2 separate regions of the Homo sapiens genome follow, and region 1 is linked to region 2. The links are chromatin loops, found by intact Hi-C in ENCODE. Cell type or tissue: ascending aorta. All regions are shown on one strand. Links, peaks and the distances in the headings refer to the core of each region. The heading gives the core; the rest is flanking DNA.

What was found. Peaks named below come from ENCODE experiments on the same cell type or tissue, not always from the same donor. Only the 100,000 strongest peaks of a DNase experiment are listed, where the experiment ranks them.
Region 1: it touches region 2 in a loop (9-fold over the local background); 4 of 110 quality-filtered maps call a loop at or near these places.

What each region holds. Positions count from the first base shown.
Region 1 is chr3:148,644,344-148,649,728 of GRCh38, reverse strand. No RefSeq gene overlaps it. Among named protein-coding and RNA genes, the nearest start is that of AGTR1, 51 kb to the left of the region's middle. In ascending aorta, for the core only: no CTCF peak of the experiment used is centred there; no DNase peak of the experiment used is centred there; H3K27ac peaks cover 1,542 bases.
Region 2 is chr3:148,695,238-148,700,622 of GRCh38, reverse strand. It overlaps AGTR1 (angiotensin II receptor type 1), which reads right to left and starts at 2,720. Exons shown (of 3, transcript NM_000685.5): 1 at 2,496-2,720. It also overlaps the pseudogene RPL38P1. In ascending aorta, for the core only: no CTCF peak of the experiment used is centred there; a DNase peak (open chromatin) is centred at 2,782; H3K4me3 peaks cover 2,329 bases; H3K27ac peaks cover 606 bases.

The DNA.
Region 1 (5,385 bases), core at 146-5,145, 51 kb after region 2:
CTTTTTCTTCAGTTTGAATTATCTTCCCAGAACTTTTGTTTTTTGTTTGGTCATTCATATAGATGACTGTTGAAAAGCCTGGATATTCTTGTTATAAATTCTATGCTTCTTGCGGTGAGGGGCCTTATCTATTATATTAACATCCTGTTTATTAGATTGTGCCTGATTGGTGCTTGATAAACATATGTCAAAGTGATGGACAATATGAAATCAGTTTTGTGGTCTTGTTTAGCTGCCTCAACAACCTTCATAACATTTTGTCTACAGTAAAATATGTCTGAGCTCCCAAGAACTCAGTTACGAATGCATTGTTGGAACTTATTCTGTTGATTTAAATTAAGAATGGTTTATAAACAATAAATTGAGAACCACTACTACAAATTATTTGTGTTTACCATTTAACTGCAGCAAACAAAAAATGCCATATCTCTTAGGCAGCAGATCCTTTTTGAAATTCAAGTTATGACAACTGTGTTTTAACTTCTTCATCTTCAAGAAATGAATCCATTCTTTCCAGCTGTAATCATCTTGGCCAAGAGACCTCAGCATTTTTTTTTCTGCAAAGGCCCATGATTCATCATAAAAAAATCAGAAACTGGCCAAAATAAATGGTACAAATATTCGTCAGGGAAAACAGCTATGTAACTAATTGTAGATTCAATTTTTCAATTGGTGTTCTTTCTATAAATTGTGTCCTTCCAAAAATTACCCCCAACCAAAAAAAAACCCACTTTTCACTTAAGACATTTTGTTCATGATATCTTGTATCTTTAATAAAAATGCACATGTATTCACATCAATGCTGAATGACTAATACCCAGAGTCTACGAAATTGCGCCTCTAAAAGGACATATGTATCACTGTCATCCTGTTTCTTGTCCTCACATTGGCTTAGAAAGATAAATACATCTGATGATTATTGTACTGCTTAATGACTTTCTAGGTTCATAAGAAATTTCATAGATTAGGTAAAAAAATTGAATACTAAGTCAAGATCTTCTAGTTTTAACAAAAGAAGACTAAAGATGAAGGGCAATTTGCAAGCTGGTGAATGTTTGTGGCTCATAAATTTAACCCCCAAATTGTCGTGTTGTTTTTTTCTTTTCTTTCTTTCTTTCTTTTTGCATAGAAAACCCATATAGAACTTAACAAATTTACAAAAAGACCTCATATATAGAGTGTGAGCTAACATGGAAGATGTTAATAGTGCCGTTAGGCAGTGTGATTTCTATCATTATCAGCCATTATTCTAAGAATAGTAAGTGGCAGATAAAGAGCTCTGACTAAATTTCCATCTTTTTTTGTAGTCAGCATGTAAAATGCATATACTTTGCTTCTAAATTGTCACCCCTTTCTTACAAATTGCTCATTATATTTGCTTAGACTTGTAAAATGGAAACTATTTTATTTAAAGGAAATAAAGGCAGGAAACATTGAATAAGGTACCTGTGACTGTTTTTAGATGTGTATTTTAAAACCTTTAGCAGTGGTCCTGGACTTTGACTGAGTCAATAGAAAGTAGAAATTCTCCTGGCAATTAAAGAAAAGAAGAAAAGAAAGAAGGAAAAGAGGAAAACAAGAAAACAAAAAGTTGAACTGTGACTAATGAGACCTGGAAAGGAGCTCTGTTTTTTTTTTTTTTTTTTTTTTAATTAAAAGTAATTTTGAAAGCCTCACTTGAAATACAAAAAATTAGCCGGGCGTGGTGCCAGGCGCCTGTAATCCCAGCTACTCGGGAGGCTGAGGCAGGAGAATGGCATGAACCTGGGACCTGGGAGGCGGGGCTTGCAGTGAGCAGAGATCGCACCACTGCACTCCAGCCTGGGTGACAGAGCGAGACTCCGTCTCAAGAACAAAAAAAAAAAAAAAAGGAAAGAAAGAGGTCTCAATGAACCAGATTAGGAAGGCTTTGAAATCAGGTGTAAGTGGCTTACTTTGTTTAGGAGTTTTGCTGGTTCACATACAGTGATTTTATGTGCATATATGTGTGAATATCATACCATATATAAAGTTGACATGCCACATTCAAAGATTAAAATGCAGACAGAATATACTAGAATTTTGGTCCTCTTCTGAGGACCAGAAGAAAGAAAAGGAAGCAAAAAAAAAAAAAAAAAAAAAAAAAAAAAAAGGATAGGGATTGTATTGTTCTCTTTAGAAGAGAATGTGGCAATATTAATTTAGTTCCAGGATAATATATTAGTCTTTGACATTTAGCTTTTGTTCTTCTTGTGGAGATGTTTCTTACATGCCTTATGTTGCAACAATGGTTTGATGTCTGAAAGGCCGAAGACAGCTTTTTCAGTTGTGTTGAATTTGAATTCGTGTTAAATTTTCCTTAATGCAAAATTCAAACAGTTCATACTTCGTTAATGCCCAGTAGGTAGAATGTAAACACATATATTGTACAATGGGAATGGCTGTGTGTAGCAATAACCGACATACTACCAGACCTTCAAATGAATTTTGAAGCATCATCATAAAAGGATTAAATGTTGTTTCATAGAGTAAAATGTATTTTGACTGGAATTGAATTGTATAAAATTTTCTAGTATGTATATAATAGGTATGAAATCACTCAACTAATCAAAAAATTATCTCCTGCCATTTTGAATGCATTAGAATTTACTGCATCATATTATAATCTTTAAAATGCCATTTTAAAGCAAAATGTTTCATGAATGGGTAAACTTTCATAATATAGAGGGCATTATTATAAACATTATTGTAAATTTTTATTTACTAGAAGTACCACAGAAGAATAGTTGATATCCACCATTTCAAGCCAGCACACTAAAGCATTACATCCATAGTGTGTGCAGTTTCTAATATATGCTTTTTAATCATTCTTTTTGCTTCCTCAAGCAAAAACAACAACTTACACTCATTGGCATTAAATGACAGAAATCACAGTTAGTAATTCTGGTTGGAGTCTTTTGTTAATACCTCATATTTATCAAAAAATTCCCTGTTCTATGTTATAATGTATACTGCAGTTGAAAAACACAAATGGTACCAGAGAGCATACGGTTTTTTAATTTCCTTAAAAATAAAAAGCTAGGGAATTAAATGCTTGCTAATGAAGTGTTACATTTCTTAGTTTCTCCAACTCATTTTAATTGAAAAAAATCCCTTAAAGTGTCTCCCATTTTCCTATTCTCAGAAGAGAAATAAGAATGATCTATAAAAGAACATGCAGTACAATGACTAAAAAACTGAAACAAAAACGGCATTCTTTAGAAAAAAATCTTGCATTCCTTTTGTGTATGTGAGAAGTGGCGCAGAGTTCAGATGTTCAAGGATTCATTCTTAACAGATTTTTCAAACATTCAGATAGATATTTCAGTGGAATAATCTCAGTAGTTTATGCGGGTGATAAATGAACATTTTAGGCTCACCTGACCCCAGGCAACACTGAGCTAAATTACCTTTTCTCCAAATGGAGCCCTCTATACATCTCTCTCTTCCTTGAAATGCTGATTAAAACAGCAAGAGGTGATGAAAAAGATGTTGTGTTGACTCAGGGATAAAGCAATAATGGAAATGTGTGAAATCATAGCCTGGCTCCGGAACCAGGTATAACTTGGACTGTAAAATGCAACACTTCCCGAGGCTCCATGCTGTCCACAGGGAAGGCAATTACCTTTGGGTTGGGGAAAGCTTGAGATGCACAGCTTAAGGGAGGCAGGTGAGCTAGTGTCTGGGGGAGACTGGGAGGCCCTGGGGGAGCCAGGACACCTAATTTCTTCTCCATGTTCTACCTTTGACTCAAGGTGATAATACTGCTATTCCAACACCATCCTAAGTTTCAAGATAAATTTTTATTAGCCATAGAATGAATGTAAGATGCCCAGAGACTGTTTCCACATATTCAGGATGTTGCCTTTACAGGCCCCTAAGAAGCTAAAGAGGGAGACGGTGATAAGGGAATGTGGAAGAAGGGGAAATGGGAGGCATGCCTGAAGGGAAAGCAAGGGACAGGGAAGGGAAAAGTAGGGAAGGAAGAGGAAGAGTGAGTCAAAAGAGCATGTGGAAGGGAAGGTAGAGGAAGAAAAGAAACAGAGGGAGAAGGCCAATGTCTCTGTCTTTTCAAGTGAAACACGCTCATTTAGATTCATATGCGTGAAAGCATATAATGGTAATATTATGGTAAAATGCTATGAGTGTGAGCATGTATGTGTACATGAGGCTACACTTGGGATGCCATGCAAGTGTATGTGCAGCCTTTGCTCAGTTATTCCAGGCCCTCAACTTCTTCTCCAAAATGGAAGGGTGTCAAGGGACTCAATAGCAAATGGATTGGGCTCTATGTTCTCTGTCAGACCTGTGTGGCTTTGCTACATATCCAGGCTGAGAAGATATCCTTTTCCATATTCCCCCAAACCCTCTGTTATTTGACTGTCCTGTTGCCAAAATTCTGAGGGTATCTGCAATGTATTTCCAACTTTGTTATAAAGGAATTTCAGTCCCTGAGATATCCTGGTAGCTAACCATTTGACACAGCTATTTTATTAACCTAGTCCTTGCAGCTTCCTGGAGGGATGCCGGAACAGGGAAAATGATGGTATCTGCTTGAAAAACATGAAAATTAATGGGGACTATATCCGAATGAACTTATCTTTTTCATAGGAATGTACTCTTCTAGAAAACATGAAACAATTACAGTGTACAATTTTTATACATTTCTCCAGGGTACAAATCTTTCTTTTATCATATGCATAGCTATTTTTGCCTACTTGGGATTCAAAGATGCAGTGGGGACCATATACATGAGGCTGATCATTTTAGAAAATGAATCATAAAATAGTTGCACATGAAATAAAGTAGGGAGTGAAGAGTCCTACAAGTCCTGTAGTAATTATTAAAGAGCAATTAGTCTCTTTATAAATCAGTTCATCAAGGAAGTCTTTTAAAAGTCAAGCTGCTTGAATATAATGATCACTTATTTAATTGACGTAAATAAAGGAAGGAATGAAATTTAAATTTAAAATGTAGATACCTTAGGTGGTGAAGAGTAAGAGAGGGGGAAGATTATTGATTGTCAGAATTTCAATTCATATACATTGTCCCCTTCCAACCACCACAACTGAATTCTGAGACATTTTGGGGAATATATTAGAAATTAGTGGGGCAAGTTCACCAGAAACCTTTTGGCATAGGGTCTTAGGATTGTACTTGGAAGGCACTTACCCTGAAAATAAAAGATACCTGAACCAATATATTAAATGATTAAGAAATTATTTTAAAATAGAACACAGTAACTGACTCTCAGCTTTAACTTTTGTTTCAGGCATCCTTACTCCTGAACCATAGGTGAATCCTATATAGATCTGAGCATCTATAAGAGAGACCTGTTGACCTGGAAGCTTTGTAAATCATTGGGAC
Region 2 (5,385 bases), core at 222-5,221:
TTAATTTGGTAGCCTACTTGGGAGACTCTTTGGCATTCTCCAGTCATGACTGACCAGAAAAAGGGCTAGGTAAACTAATAAGCATGCGGCTAGAGGGCAGGAGCTCGCATTAAGCAGCCAAAACACCTAAATGTGAGGGGTCACTATTTTTGTCCCTGTAACAAATTCGAAAGCAAAATACAGCAACTCTCAGTTATCTGCTTGAAAGGACACTGTGGCAGCACAGATAAAATGACAGCAGACATGCATCATGCATTTAAACTATGAGTTTTAAATTCCTTCTCAGCTAAGCATTTTACCTGGGCTTTGGGTAAGTAGCAGAGTAAACTTTTCTTCCTTATTTTCCCTCTAGCATAGGGGAAAATTAGTCATTAGTATTAATTAGTCATAATTGAAATAATAACAGCAGTCGTAAGTAGCAGCAGGAACAAAAAACCAAAACAAAATTATATACACAAATACTCACACAACTCTGATCCCAAACTAGAAAGAAGAAAAAGAAAAGTGAGAAACCTGAACAACCCACAAATCTGCCCTTTTCTGAATACTGACCCACGATAAGAGAGAGAAAGACTGAAGCTTAGAATGCTGTGGGACAGCAGCATTGCCGCAGCACCTGTGACTGAAAGACATTTTGCAAATCGCAAGGAAGACAAGTCTTCCATTGGCATCAGTGGAACCGGTGGAAGAAAACCAATTTTATTCTGAGTTGGATGATGGAAGAGTTGATTCAGTTTAAGGTCAAAGAAGAGCAGAACCAGAAATCAAGGCCTCAGGATGGGAACAAAGAACAATGAAGTCAGGGGGAAAAAAGGTGGCGGGGAGAGAGAGTGGGTAACAGACTTGAAACTAAGAATCACAAAACTTAAGCAAATGTTGAGACCTAGCAATTATGATGGGCAGTTTCTATAACCTAGCCTTAAGCTTAGACTTTTATTTTAAAGCAATAACCAAAACAAAAGAAATTAAGGAATTATATCACTGGAGGGAACCTTATGGGCAGAGACTTGAGGTTCAGAGTTGTGAAATAATGCTCTTACTATCACACAGCAAGTTAAGTGGGAGTCTCCATTTCCCTTCTCCCCATGCTTTCCTGCCCCTGCACTGTCAGGAAGGGTGGTGGAGAGGAAGGAGAAGGTACCAGGGCACCCGGGAATACATCACAGCCTGAGGACAGGTTATGCAGGTGGGGCCTTTATAGCTAGGGAAACACCGGAGAAGACAAGGGAAGTATGGCAGTTTCTTCCTTAGAGAAGACTTATAAGGGGGTTAAAGCATATGCTATGTGAAATAAACACCTGGAGATCCAAAACCCTCAGGTGGTAACTAATAATAAGAGAATCATGTTGGGATGCAGCATCTTCAGCGGGAAGCACAAGTTGCTCAACAAAGTAATAAAATAGATCAATAGGGTGCCAAATTTCTTGCCTCTATTACTTTCTCTTCTCAGAATGACACAGGAAATAAATGTAGCCAAGTCCCAAATCTGATCCCAGTACCCAAACTTTCATTAAAAGAGGGCTCCTGAAGGGGGGGAGTAGGTTTTTAATACTTAACGAGGCTATCAGCAAACAAAGAGAAGAGGCCCAGGTGGGCTCAATAGCCAGGTCACAAATGGTTGCCCAAAGAAAAAAACGGTGCAGAAGGAGACGCTTTGGGGAAGAATTGCTGAGGTCTTCGGGAGACTATAGCAGGCTGGCACTATGGAGATGTTTACCTGGACATTTAAGAAAATTGGAGGATGGAGTTGGGTGTCGGGCAGTGGCCTGCCAGAGGCTCTGTTTAGTCCTGGAAGCAGGAGACCTTTTGCTAAAATTCTGTCTCAGTTACACACATGCATTGGCTAAGGCTGTAGGGATTGGGGTGTGGAGACATCTTGCTTCTCCTTCCTCAGTTTGATTATTCAAAGGACATCTGGGAACCCTGAGGGTGGGAGAGTTTGGCCAAGGTTGGAGCGATGTCCCGTGTCTAGGACCCACCGCTATGGTTTGCAGGGAGAGAGCTAAAGGGACGTGAGCAGTGCAGGGACATTGACTGGGAAGCAGAGGGCGTGGATGGAGACACTCTTAACTTCACCTCAAAAGTAGCACAACTTTTAAACGAACGCCTTGCAGAGTCATACCGGCTTCCCGCTCAGATGATGGCTAAAATACAAGAGTTAACTAAAAGCCTCAGGAAGAAAGTTTATTGAATTGCATCTTATTTCTGTAGATTTCTTCCTTGCACTCGGAAGAGTTTGGTTAAAATGGATTGAGAATTTCGAGGCACGTGGCAAACAAACCTACCTTGTTCCCTCCCATTCCAGAAGCCCCTCACCTGATTTGGGAAAGTGTGGCCAGCTCCAGGGGCAGGCGCTGACCAGAACTACGGTCGCTCTTTCCTTGGTCCCCGAGAGCTTCCCAGTATAGAGCCAGCAGTTAGGACACCGTGACATGAAACTTAGCACCCCGCCCTTGAAGTCCCCCAAGCATGCCTGGCGGTCCGCGCGGACTCACCCGCGCCCCGGGCGCTGCGTCACGTCCCGCCGAGGGCCGGCTGCGCTGGTGCGGGTCTCCCGCCCGCCGCCTCGGCGTCCCGGCTGTGCGCCCTCACTCGCTGGGTCCGCTCCAGCCGCTCCCCATCGATCACCGCCGCGGCCCGGCAGAGCTGCTAGCGGCGCGCCGGTCCAGACGTCCTGTCACTCGCTGCTGCCTGGGGTCCTGGCTGTCAGGCGCTGGAATCATTGGCGAGGAGGCAGCTCCGAATTTATAGTGAGGGGCGTTGCTGCTTCTTGGGTTCCGGGGACGAGGCTCTGTTTTGCATTCCCTCCTCCTCCGCCCCGCCCCGGGAGACCCTCCCGGCCCAACCTCCTCCCTCTCGGGATATTGACGGCAGCAAGGATGATGCCACAGTCGTCCCGTGTCAACTATCAGATCAGCGTTCACCTGGTCCCGAACCCCGCCTAGCGAGGGGTCGTGAGGGAGAGCGAGCTGGGGGTACAGGAGTATCATTTCCTGCGGAGATTCGTGTTCTTCAACATTTTTTTTTTCTGAACTTGGAAAACTTTTAAGGACGAATTAGAGAACTTCTTTCTCTTTCCTATGAGTAACTCGAACTTTGGTAATACAGTTGTGGATCATAGATTACATGGATTAATTCCAGGGTTATGAAATTCAAGGGTGGACACTCATTTGTTCCTATTGGACATGCTACCCAAGTTGCATTTTAAAAATGTATTTTAAAAACCCAATAAATATTTAAAGAAGAAATAATATCAATTCTTCACAAACTCTTCCAAAAAATAGAAGAGTAAGGATGATCTCCCAACTCATGCTATGAGGCCAGTATCACCCTGATAACAAAACCAGATAAAGACATCACGAGACTACAGATCAATATTTCTTAAGAGTATAGATAAAAATTCTCAACAAAATGTAGGCAAATTGAATCCAATAACATATGAAAGGGACTATACACCATGGTCAAGTGAGGTTGATGCCAGAAAGCAAGATTAGATTAGTTTACCAAAAATCAATTAATGTTAGATAGGTGAGTAGGGTGACTGTAGTTTACAGTAATCTATTGTATATTTCAGAGTAGCTAGGAGAAAATAACTTGAATGTTTCTAGCATGAAGAAAAGACAAATATTTAAGGTGATGGATATGCCAATTGCACTGATTTGATCTTTATATGAATGCATTAAATTATTGCATGTACCTAAAAAGTCCTGTCACTCGCTGCTGCCTGGGGTCCTGGCTGTCAGGCGCTGGAATCATCGGCGAGGAGGCAGCTCCGAATTTATAGTGAGGGGCATTAAATTATTGCATGTACCTAAAAAGTGTACATCTATTGTGTATCAATAAAAATAAATTTAAAGAAGTAAAAAATGGACAAAGCCTACATGATTGTCTAAAAAAATTTTTAAAAACTATTGGACAAAATTCAACACTTTTTCATGCTAACACTCAACAAACTAGGAATAGGAACTTCCTCAAACTGTGAAGTTTATTTATGAAAAACTTAACTAATATCACACATAATAACGGAAGACAACGTTTTTATGTCTAAGATCAGGAACAAGACAAAATGTCTAGTCTTCCCATTTCTATTTAACTTTGTACTAAAGGTTCTAGTGAGGGCAATTGGACAAGAAAAAAAGATAAATGGCATCCAGATTAGAAAGAAAGTAAAACAATTTCTATTTGTAGATGACATGATCTTGTATTAAAAAGCCCTAAGGAATCAATTAATTAACTATTAGAACTAAGAAACAAGTTGAGCAAGTTTTTAGAATACAAGATCAATATACAAAAATCAGTTGTATTTCTATACACTAGCAATAAACAATCAACAAATGGAATTAAGAAAACAATTCCACTGTTGGCTTCTCACCACTTGCTGTGTGGGTCTGTGTCCTCTCCCTGCCTCACATGCTGCCATGCCTCAAAAAGTTAAGGAGATCAAGGACTTTCTGCTTACAGCCAGGTGAAAAGATGCCAGATCTGTCAAGGTCAAGAGAAATAAGGATAATGTGAAGTTTAAAGTTTGATGCAGCAGATACCTTCATACATTAGTCATCATAGACAAAGAGAAGGCAGAGAAACTGAAGCAGTTCTGGCACCCTGGTTTGTTAGAGAAGGAGATGAAATCAGACACACTGATTTGAACTGTGTTAAAAATTTAAAAATTCAAAGATAAAAACAATTTTACTTACTATAGATCAAAAGAGTAAAAATACTAAGAAATGACCTGGTGTAGTGGCTCACTCCTGTAATCTCAGCACTTTGGGAGGCCGAGGTGGGTGAATCACAAGGTCAGGGATTCGAGACCAGGCTGGCCAACATCGTGAAACCCTGTCTCTACTAAAAATGCAAAAGAAAAAAAAAAAAAAAAAGCCAGGCGTGGTGGTGCATGCCTGTAGTTCCAGCTACTCAGGAGGAGGAGGCTGAGGCAGAAGAATCGCTTGAACCCAGGAGGTAGAGGTTGCTGTGAGCTGAGATTGTGCCACTGCACTCCAGCCTGGGTGACAGAGTGAGACTCCATCTCAAAACAAACCAACCAACCAACAAAACAAAACAAAACAAAAAAAACCCTAAGAAATAAATTTAACAAAAGGATCTAAAACTTGTAGTCTGAAAACAAACAAAAAGAATTGTTGAAATAAGGTAGACCTAAATAAATGGAATGACATTCCATGTTCTTGGATTGAAAGATTTAATATCGTTACAATGGCATTAATCTTCAAATGATCTACAGGTTAAACAAAATCTCTATCAAAACCCAGCAAGCTTTTATTGCAGAAATGAATGGAGTTATCCTAAAAACATGTAGCAGTGCGAGGGGCCCAGAATAGTCAAGACAATTCTGAAAAAGAACAAACTTACCAATTTCAAAATTTACTGCAA